Regions from separate parts of the Homo sapiens genome. Here region 2 is linked to region 1. A link is an interaction called in ENCODE POLR2A ChIA-PET data of the cell type or tissue named here. Cell type or tissue: Caco-2. All regions are shown on one strand. Links, peaks and the distances in the headings refer to the core of each region. The heading gives the core; the rest is flanking DNA.

Region 1 (5,373 bases), core at 168-5,167:
CCTGCTGGCTGTGGTAAGGTGGAAGCTGGGACTCCAGTTGCACTGCCAGACCTTCGAGGGTCCCCCACAGACCACCTGGGGCTGACGCATTGGGGGTGAGCAGAAGCCCTGCCTTACTCTTTGTGGACAGAGATTCTTCCCCAAAGCCGCCTCCCGCCAGCTCTGCTCCTTGCCAGGAGGCTGAACAAGAGGAGACCGTTGGAGGCACATCCGTTCTGAATGCATCTCGGGGCGGGCTACCAGCTGCCCCAGCCCACACCTCACCAGGCCCCGCCTGCTGTGGGATGGGCACTCACTTCGCAGGAGCCGGTGCGGGCCACGGGCACCTCAGCCGACTCGTGAGTCAACACGTGGGTGCCGGCAGCAGCCGTGTGGATGTCAGAGGCCTCCAGCTGGGCCCAGGGCTCAAGGCTATGGAAACCGGGGCCATCCGCGTTGGAGGCGTCTGAGCGCTCTTGGGACAGGCTGACCTCCGGGAAGGGCCTGGGTGCCAAGGCGGCCCGGCCGGACTGCTGGGGGACAAGTGCCCATCAGCGTCCTGGGCCATCACACCCCAACCCCATCTCATAGGGCGAAGGGGGTACTCACGGCTGTGGGGCTGGGCGTCTGGACCACTGGAGACACACTGAACCGCACAGGTTTGCTGGAGGCCACCGGGCAAGGGAGAGGCTGTGGCCCCGGCCCCAGGAGGACTAGAACAGAGCAAAGAACCCCAGTGACCCAGGGGCCAGCTGTGCAGATGCCTGGTGAGGGTGACGCCTGGGGAGGGCAGCAGCAAGTGGCCCAGCCTCACCGGCTCTGCAGGACCCACAGCCAGTATCCCCACTTCCACCCTAGGCCCTGAAAGTCTCCTCTTCCAGCTAGAAAGCTTGGGGCCCCCGGGTACCCCTCACACAGACTTCCCACCCTCGTGGTTCTGGGAACTCGGACAACCTACGGGCTTCCCTGGGTCCCTGCACCAGCTGCAGCCAGCACACCACTGGGTCCTTTCCCAGCCCTGCCCTCTCCTACCGAGCCCCACGCACCCTACAGGCCTTAACCTGGGTCCCCGCTGACCCCCCAGACCCACCTGCCTCAGGAGGGGAACAGCTCTTCTCAATCGGCTTGGAAGGCACTTTCAAGCTCTCACTTGGAAACCTTGGCAGGCAGAGGGAGAGTCAGTGTCTGGGGGCCCAAGGGCCACCCACCCTCCCACCACCGAGGCCTCCCTCGAAAGAAGCAGAACCACTCACCGGACGTGGATGTAGCGGTCATGCCAGCTCTCTCCCTTGGGCACAGGGAATGCCATTTCCCGAGGCATAGGAGTCACGGGCAGCTTTGCCCACTGGGCCCCAGAGATGGCTACAAGGAGCAGGGTTGTTCCAGGTCAAGGGAGGCTGTTTAGCCACCTGAACACAGGGCACCCGCCAAGGCACTGCCACGCCACCAGCCCAGCCACCGCCCCACCCCAGGGCTGCCTCTGGGATGGGTTCTGACCCCAGGGCTGCCTCTGGGATGGGTTCTGGCCAGAGCTCAGAGACAGCACAGCTCGAGCACTGTATTTTCCCAAGCACCCTGGACTTGGGCCTCTCCAGGGCTGAGAGCATGGGTGAGATATGGAGTGGGGAGTGCAGGTGCGGCCCTCACCAGGCTCAAAGCACAGGTCACTGGTGTACAGGTTCCTGACCAGCAGGCTGGCGCACAGCCTGATGCTCTTGAGATGGCCGTAGCACCGGTTCAGGTAGACCAGGAGAACGTCCTGCAGATCGAGCTGCAGGCAGGTCCAGCGGGCTCCGGAGGGGGCCAAACCCACCAGATCTGCAGGATGGGCACTCAGGGTCAGCGCCCACCCTCCTGACAGCCCGCGACTCCCAGAACTGTGAGCTTGTGCCCCCGCCAGGTTGTCCTCCAGGCCGCAGAGGAGCCTCACTGGGCCTGCACCAACTCCCTCCAGCCACCTGTCCTGGATCATCCACACCCCATCTTGGTGTCACCTCTCTGAGGTGTCCTGGCCTCCAGGACCAAGGGAAACTGGAGCCACGTGGCCGTAGACTTAAACTCCTTGAAGAGGTTGGAGAAAGACACACGGATGACTTGGTTGTCCTGTGGGGACGGAGCAGGGCCGTGAGGAGACAGGGGCCGCAGGGGTGCCGGGGCTCCCACGCAGCCCCCAGCCGCGGGCTCCGTACCTTGGAGGACACATCGAGGTGGATGACGAAGTGCTTGCTGGGCAGGGGCCGAAAGAGCACATACAGGTATCGTCCCGTCAGCCCCAGAGACTGGGTGCTGCTCTTAGGGAGCTGGATGTAGTTGGCGGCAGAGACTGAGCCCCGAATGCGATACACGGCGCCCTTCAGGGTCTTGTCCTGGAGAAGCGGGAGCCCGCATCACCGACAGCACCCAGAAGAAGTGCAGCGGGGGCGAGGGGGCCCTCGGGGGCGGGGCAGCTCTCCTGGGGGCAGGGCAGGGGTGTGGGCTCCGGGCGAGCCCCCGGCCGCCTACCGTGACCACGGCCACGTCCCCCTGCTTGGCGGAGCGCTTCCACTCGTCCACCCGGAAGTGTCTGAAGACGTTGAGGAACGGGTGCTGCCACGCTGCGGGGAGCGGGCGCCGGGCGTCAGGGGACTCGGCCACGCGAGCCGGGGCCACTGCGGGGCTGGGCCGGGCCTCGGGGACCAGGCAGGAGCCGGGGCTCTCCGCGCCTTCCCCGGCGACGCCAACGCCAGCTAGGCTGGCGGGACGAGGCCGGGCGCCCGAGGGAAGCCAAGCTCCGGGAGCCCGAGGGTGGGCGCCCGGCAGACGGGACCCTGCCTGAGCGGGGACTCTGGCCTCAGGGCCTAGGCGGGGGCCCTGAGCGCTCCGGCCGCCGACCCTGGACCCCGGAACCCCGGAACCCGGGATCCTCGGGACCCCCGCCAGCCGCGCGCTACCTCGGGCCATGGCGCCGCCGCTCGAGCTTCCCGCCTAGGCCTCCGCGCGCCCAGCGCAGAGTACGCCCCGCGACGCCAGGCAACGGCTGCCTGGCAACGGTGCCACTTCCGCCATTACTTCCGCCGTCATGGCGGCGCCCTGGCCACGTGACCTCCCCGGTGGGAGTACCCCGCTCACGTCAGCGGCCTCCAGGGTTGCTCCAGCCGCGAATCCCGCTGCCCTTTGCCCCGCGGGCCTCCCAAGGCAGCCCCCTGTTAGCCCGACCGGCTTCGAAGCCCGCGCCGGTTGCGGATCCTCCGCCGCGCCCACCTGTCAGCGCCTCGGCCGGCCGGGGCTCCCGCCGCATGCAAGCAGCGAGGCGAGGTCGCGCTGAGGCCTGGCCATGCCACGGACGGCCGGGCCTCACCCTGCCGCTCTCTCGCCGTCCAGAGGCCCCTGCTCCACACCTGGGTACCCTGGGTCCTGACTCAGGTGGGCTGGGTCATCCCCGTCCATCAGGGAAGGTAGTGCGGGCGCCCGCGGAGGGGCTGGTTCCCACGTTCGTCCTATCAGGTTCCCCACGTACTCCTTCGCCCAGTGTCCTGCGGCCGGGCCCGGCGGATTCAGAATGGGACCTGGCGTTCTGAGACACAGCCCCAGTGCCGGTAGTGGGGGGTGGTGGACTGCACTCCGGGGCCATTTAATGTCTTTAGGCCTTGAGTCTCGGCTTCGGTCCCAGTCAACGCCAACGGGAGAGGAAAGAGGAACCAAGTGGGGTCCCCAGACTTCCAAGCAAGGTGGGCTGGCTAACGTCCCTCCTACCTGTCGCAGGGCAGCTGGGTGAGAAGCTAACGGCTTGAAGGAACAGGGCTACAAGGGGAGTTTGTGCTGGGCCTGGCGTCCCAGGCTGTGGACTGGAACTGGACATGAGAACCCCCCCTACACCCTCCCAAGTCAAAGACACTCCAAAAAGACAGTTTCTCCACTTTATTAGCCTGGAGCTCCTCCCTGCCAGCCCCAGGGGCTGGTCGCTGGTCCCTGGGCACAGTGAGCAGGGCTGAGGTCAGACGGGTTCGGCCCTTGGCCATGGCAGCTTGGTTGGGACAGCCGGGCCAAGGGAAAAAAAGGTGCAAAAGTCCAAATGCTGGCACTTCAGGTGTGGCCGGCACCCAGCCAGGCGCAGTGGGTGGGCAGGGCGCCATGCTTCTCTCCTGGCGACAGGTCGGCCGTGTAGCAGCGCCCCCTCCCAGCAGCCACTAGGAACAGCTGGTGATTCTCGCCAGGAACTGCTGCGCCCACCACTCGTCTAGGTCAATGGGCACAAAGTCTGTGGGCAGAGAAGGCTGGGCAGTGATGCTGCCTCCCAGGCCAGCCGGCAAGTCTCCCCTGGAGCTAACCACAAGCCGCTCACCCGGACTCCGAGTGCGGCAGGCGCTGGGAAGAAGGGGTTTCTGCACAAGAGTCCCCTCCCTCATCCCCTGGGGTGGGAACCTGGCAGGGCCTGGGTCAGGATCAGAGGGGCTGGGGGGTCTCTCCTGGGGGGACAGGGTTGGGGGGCTCACTCTGCAGCCGGGGATTGGGGGTCCTCTCCACGTACTGCACAGGCCTTGGCCCGCCCTCACCGGCTGGGCCACCATCCAGCTGCTGTTGCACCTGCTGCCAGGCTGTGGGAGGAGGGCAGTCGGGCTGAGCCAGGTCCCAGGCACCCCATCGCCCACCCAGGGCCTGATGGTCACCCTGGACTCCAGCCCCACACAGGGCTGGTCACAGGACACAAGGGCAGAGTGCCAAGGAAAAGCACAGCCATGCAGCGGCTGTGGGTCAGCTTGAAGTGGGGCCATCCCGGGTCCATGGTTTTGCGACCCAGCAGCCTATGCCGCACCCTCTGGCCCCGCTCGCTACCTTCGGACACAAAGCGGACATTCTCCTCGTGGGCCACTGTGTAGGTCTCCTGGGTCCCCTCGAAGGATGGGGACGTGGAGGGGGCCCGCCGGCCATTCACACGATTGAACACAAGCCTTGGCCCTGGACTGCAGGAAGGGAGGAGACGGACATGGTTGGTGCCCATCCCAGGTGCGGTGCTGCCTGGCAGAACTCAGGAGCAGCCCCGGGCCAGCCCACTTTCCCCAGACTTGGCCAGCCTAGGCACTTCCTGAACCAGAGAGAGCAGCCACCCACAGCAGCCGGTGGCCCAGGCCTCTCTTGCAGTCCCCAAGCCATCGGCAGCTCAGCTCACACCTGCAGCCCTGTGTCCTGAGGGAAGTGAGTGACTGTAGGGTGGGGGCCTCAGTCTTAGAGTGTCCCAAACCTTTGGTCGGGCCCCACTCAGTACCCCTCCCCGAGGGTCTTGCAGGTGCCCATGCTGCCACCTGCATCCCATCAGCAGCCCAGATTCTGACCTGAGCCACGACCCAGTCCATGACCATGTCTCTCTGCCCCAACCCCCCCACTCTGGGTGTAGTTCTAGGCCACATTCTCGCCCCA
Region 2 (5,373 bases), core at 108-5,107, 630 kb after region 1:
ATGAGACAGGCCTGGCATGGTGGCTCATGCCTGTAATCCCAGCACTTTGAGAGGCTGAGGCAAGCAGACTGCTTGAGCCCAGAAGTTTGAGACCAGTCTGGGCAACATGGCAAAACCCTATCATCTCTATGAAAAATACAAAAATAATTAGCTGGGCATGGTTGTTCAGGCCTGTAATCCCAGGTACTCGGGAGGCTGAAGTAGGAGAATCACTTGAATCCGGGAGGCAGAGGTTGCAGTGAGCCGAGATCACGCCACTGCACTCCAGCCTGGGCAACAAAGTGAGACTCCATGTCAAAAAAAGAAAAGAGGCCAGGAGCAGTGGCGCATGTCTGTAATCCCAGCACTTTGGGAGGCCGAGGTGGGTGGACCACAAGGTCAGGAGTTCAATACCAGCCTGGCCAAGATGGTGAAACCCCATCTCTACTAAAAATATATAAAAAAAAAAAATTAGCCAGGCATGGTGGTAAGTGACTATAATCCCAGCTACTTAGGAGGCTGAGGCAGAGAATTGCTCAAACCCAGGAGGTGGAGGTTGCGGTGAGCCGAGATTGCGCCACTGCACTCCAGCCTGGGAGACAGAGCGAGACTCCGTTTCAAAAAAAAAAAAAAAAAAAGGAAAAAAGAAAGAAAAGACCCCAGGACCATACATATTTACAGCTCAGTATTAACTAACCTTAATGAAATATGATTTTATTTAAAATGGTCAAGGTAAAGGAAAAAAAAGAGTAGTGACTTTCTTCAAGTAATTTTATGGTATAATATCAAAGCTTGATATAGTTAATACATTTCATCTAATATAGGAATGAGAATGCTTATAAAGCAGACGTCATTTTATGTACCATTACAAATACACTGCCAATTAAACAGACTTTCTCAACAAAAGACTGTTGTTGACGAGGTCACTTCCATTAGACACACAAAATGGTTTGTTTTTGTTTTCATTTGTTTTTGTTTTTTGAGACAAGGTCTCGCTCTGTCGCCCAGGCTAAATGCAGTGGCCTGAGAATGATAATGTGCCTGCTTTTCCATTTCCTGTGTTGTTTCCACTGCGTTAACAAAAGAGCCTTAAAACACAAAGCACTGGCCGGGCCCAGTGGGTCACGCCTGTAATTCCAGCACTTTGGGAGGCCGAGGTGGGTGGATCACCTGAGATCAGGAGTTCGAGACCAGCCTGATCAACATGGAGAAACACCGTCTCTACTAAAACTACAAAATTAGCCGGGCGTGATGGCGCATGACTGTAATCCCAGCTACTCGGGAGGCTGAGGCAGGAGAATCGCTTGAACCCGGGAGGCAGAGGTTGCAGTGAGTCGAGATCGCGACATCGCACTCCAGCCTGGGGAGCAAGAGCGAAACTCCTTCTCAAAAGAAAACAAAACAAAACAAACACCGAGCACTCATCTAGGGGCGCCTGTTTCATTGGCCTTAGACTGTGGTGCCTGCTGGTCCCCGACCTCACGAGGGCGTCTCTGTGTTCCTCCTCCTTTCCCCGTACCAGGGTCAGCCCCAGGTGTCCCGGAGATGCAGCCCCAGGTGTCCCAGAGATGTCCTCATCGCGGACGTGGCCCCAGGTGTCCTCAGGTGTCTCGAAGCCATGGCCCCTCCTGGGTGGGTCCTGAGGAGAGAAAACTCCGTCCTCACAGTCCTCACACCCAGGGATGCCGCTGTACGGATCAGACGCAGTTCTACTGTGGCGCTCCGGGTTTGGCCGGGCCCCCTAATGGCAGCCGTGGAGAATCCCTGAAAATTAGCGTTTGGATTTTTCCATGCCGTGATTTTGGAAATTTCAACTGACATGGAGCCCACCATCCCGTGCCCCGATCGAAACCCATGGAGACAGCAAGCAAAGAAGATGGCCAGTTCACGCCTGTAATCCCAGCACTTTAGGAGGCCGAGGCAGGAGGATCACTTGAGCTCAGTGAGTTCGAGACCAACCTGGCCAACATGGTGAAACCCCCGTCTCTACTAAAAATACAAAAAAAAAAAAAAAAAAAAAAATTAGCTGGGCGCCGTGGCGCACAACTGTATGTAGTCCCAGCTACTTGGGAGGCTGAGGGAGGAGAATCGCTTGAGCCCAGGAAGCGGAGGTTGCAGTGAGCAGAGATTGCACACCTGCACTCCATCCTAGTCGACAGAGTGAGGCTTCCTCTCAAAAAGAAAGAGGGCAGGGCATGGTGGCTCACACCTGTAATCCCAGCACTTTGGGAGGCCGAGGCGGGCAGATCACGAGGTCAGGAGATTGAGATCATCCTGCTCAACGTGGTGAAACCCCGTCTCTACAAAACATATAAAAATTAGCTGGACATGGTGGCCTGCTCCTGTAGTGCCAGCTTTGGGAGGCTGAGGTAGGAGAATCGCTTGAACCATGGAGGCAGAGGTTGCAGTCAGCGGAGATTGCGCCACTGCACTCCAGCCTGGGTGACAGAGCGAGACGCCGTCTCCAAAAAAAAAAAAAAAAAAAAAAAAACAAAAAGCAAAAAACAAAATCAAAAACAAACATCCAGCACTGATCCCAGGGGCCTGTTTCCTCGGCCTCAGGCTGATCTCCCGACAGCGTCTCCGCGTTCTTCCTCCTCTCCCGGTACCAGGGTCTCTTCCCAGAAAGAAACTCACATCCGTAACCTGCATCTTGGCCTGCACTGGGGGTGACCCGCCCAAGCCTCCATGAAGGGGAATCTCCTACAAAGTGAGGTCCTGCTACAAAGTGCACGACGGGAAATGCAGCCGCGCTCGCTCCGCCACACTCACAGCGGGGGCGGGAAGCCTTTTCCTCACCTTGGCCTCGGCCCCAAGTGGTGTCCCGGAGATGCAGCAGCGTCTCCCAGTCCTCACCGCGGACGCCGCCCCAGGTGTCCCCAGGTGTCCCCAGGTGTCTCGAAGCCGCGGTCTCTCCCATGCGGGTCCTGGGGAGAGGAAGCTCAGTCCTCATAGTGGCCGCAAAGTGACTGCCGCTGTGTGGATGAGACGCGGTGCGTGCACGGCGCCCCGAGTTGCCAGGGGCCATGCGCCCCCTTGCGGCAGCCATGGGGAGTCTCTGAAAATCAGCGTCTAGATTTTTCCAGGCTGTGGATTTTGGAAATTACGACTGAAATGGAGCCCACCATCCCATGCCTTGATCGGAACTCATGGAGCAAGGAAGCAAAGAAGATGGCCAGTTCATGCCTGTAATCCCAGCATTTTGGGAGGCTGAAGCGGGCGGATTACTTCAGGTCCAGAGTTTGAGACCAGCCTGGCTAACATGGTGAAACCGCGTCTATACTAAAAATACAAAAATTAGCTGGGCATGGCGGCACGTGCCTGTAATCCCAGCTACTCAGGAGGCTGAGGCAGGAGGATTGCTCGAACCCAGGAGGCGCAGGTTGCAGTGAGCCAAGATCATGTCACTGCACTCCAACCTGGGTGACAGAGCCAAACTCCATCTCAAAAAAAAGATGGCCAGTAGGCAAAACTTAATTGATTTTCTTTCTTTTCTCTTTAAGAGACAGGGTCTCGCTCTGTCACCCATGCTGAAGTGCAGTGGTGTAATCACAGCTCCCGAGTTCAGCCTCCAGCTCCCGGGTTCAAGAAATTCTCCAGCCTCAGCCTCCCAACACACTGGGATTACAGGTGTGAACAACTGTGTCCGGCACCACCTGATTTTCCTTTATTTATTATTTTATTTTTTATGGGCGGGGCAGGTCTAACTATGTTGCCCAGGCTGGTCTAGAACTCCCAAGCTCAAATGATCCTCCCAACTAGGCCTCCCAAAGTGCTAGGATTACGGGCGTGAGCCACCACACACTGCCTGATTTTCTTTCTATCATCAGCAATAATGTATAGGAATAATTTGAACTTGAAATTTGAAAAAAATACCATTTACAATAGCATTCCCAAAATTTAATTTATTAGGTATAAATCTAACAAAATACATACAAATATGCATTCAGAAAACTTTAGATCACGGTTGAGAAGAATAAAAAATATTAAATAAATGCAGATACTCCTTGTTTAGGAGCAGTACACTCATTATTGTTAGCTTTACCACAAAGCTAAAGCAATGAAGAGAGTGATATTGGTGAAGGAATGGACAAACAGCTCAACAGAACACAATACAGAACCCAAAAAACCCGAGTAAATACATTCAATTGATTTTGTCAAAGGGGCAAAAGCAATTCACTGGGGAAAGAAAAGTCTGTTCCACAAATGGCAATAGACAATCGGAAACCATACGGAAAACACTGAATGTGGACAAAAACTTCATAGCTCACCCCCAAAAAATCACTCAAGATAGTCTGTAGCCTTAAATGATCAAATATAAAATTGTAAAAGTTTTATAGAAGAAAATCCACGTGACTTTGGGTTGGTGATGAGTTCTTAGATACAATACCAAAAGCCAGTCCATAAAAGAAAAAAAATGATAATTTGGACATCATTAAAATTTAAAATGACTACTCTGTGAAATATCCTGCTAAGAGAATCAAAAAATAAGGCACACACTGAGAGAAAATATTTATAAAACAAGCCTGAAAAAAAGACTTGCATGCAAAATATACAAAGACATTCTAATACTCAACAAGAAGAAAAACAACCCAATTAAAAGATAAAGACATGGAATAGGAACAGCTCCAGTCTACAGCTCCCAGCCTGAGTGACGCAGAAGATGGGTGATTTCTGCATTTCCAACTGTGGTACTGGGTTCATCTCACTGGGGCTTGTCAGACAGTGGGTGCAGCCCACCAAGCTTGAGCCGAAGCAGGGCGAGACATCGCCTCACCCGGGAAGCACAAGGGGTCAGGGAATTCCCTTTCCTAGCCAAGGGAAGCTGTGACAGATGGCACCTGGAAAATAGGGTCACTCCCACCCTAATACTGCGCTTTTCCAACGGTCTTAGCAAACCGCACACCAGGAGATTATATCCCACGCCTGGCTCGGAGGGTCCCACACCCACGGAGCCTCGCTCATTGCTAGCACAGCAGTCTGAGATTGAACTGCAAGGTGGCAGCAAGGCTGGTGGAGGGGTGCCCGCCATTGCTGAGGCTTGAGTAGGTAAACAAAGTGGCTGGGAAGCTTGAACTGGGTGGAACCCACCACAGCTCAAGGAGGCCTGCCTGCCTCTGTAGACTCCACTTCTGGGGGCAGGGCATAGTCGAACAAAAGGCAACAGAAATCTCTGCAGACTTAAATGTCCCTGTCTGACAGCTTTGAAGAGAGTAGTGGTTCTCCAAGCACGGAGTTTGAGATCTGAGAACAGACAAACTGCCTCCTCAAGTGGGTCCCTGACCCCCGGGTAGCCTATCTGGGAGGTACCCCCCAGTAGGGGCAGACTGACACCTCACATTGCCGGGTACCCCTCTGAGACCAAGCTTCCAGAGGAACGATCGGGCAGCAACA

What was found. ChIA-PET counts read pairs that join two places held together with the same protein. Peaks named below come from ENCODE experiments on the same cell type or tissue, not always from the same donor. Only the 100,000 strongest peaks of a DNase experiment are listed, where the experiment ranks them.
Region 2: POLR2A ChIA-PET joins it to region 1 with 8 read pairs; 1 of 35 experiments calls an interaction of 5 or more read pairs at or near these places.

The regions. Positions count from the first base shown.
Region 1 is chr16:646,963-652,335 of GRCh38, reverse strand. MCRIP2 (MAPK regulated corepressor interacting protein 2) reads right to left here. Exons shown (of 5, transcript NM_138418.4): 3 at 4,792-4,919; 4 at 4,452-4,553; 5 at 3,862-4,216. The coding sequence ends at 4,146. WDR90 (WD repeat domain 90) reads right to left here and starts at 2,971. Exons shown (of 41, transcript NM_145294.5): 1 at 2,910-2,971; 2 at 2,482-2,573; 3 at 2,169-2,345; 4 at 1,974-2,082; 5 at 1,627-1,797; 6 at 1,233-1,341; 7 at 1,070-1,137; 8 at 589-692; 9 at 297-509. The coding sequence starts at 2,919. LOC105371038 (a long non-coding RNA gene) reads left to right here and starts at 3,023. Exons shown (of 2, transcript NR_135177.1): 1 at 3,023-3,381; 2 at 3,721-3,878. RefSeq lists silencers at 2,597-2,726, 2,837-2,936 and enhancers at 2,112-2,934, 4,357-4,406. In Caco-2, for the core only: no CTCF peak of the experiment used is centred there; a DNase peak (open chromatin) is centred at 3,075; H3K4me3 peaks cover 2,180 bases.
Region 2 is chr16:20,491-25,863 of GRCh38, reverse strand. It overlaps WASIR2 (WASH and IL9R antisense RNA 2), which reads right to left and starts at 2,948. Exons shown (of 2, transcript NR_130735.1): 1 at 2,779-2,948; 2 at 750-1,618. In Caco-2, for the core only: no CTCF peak of the experiment used is centred there; a DNase peak (open chromatin) is centred at 2,736; H3K4me3 peaks cover 276 bases.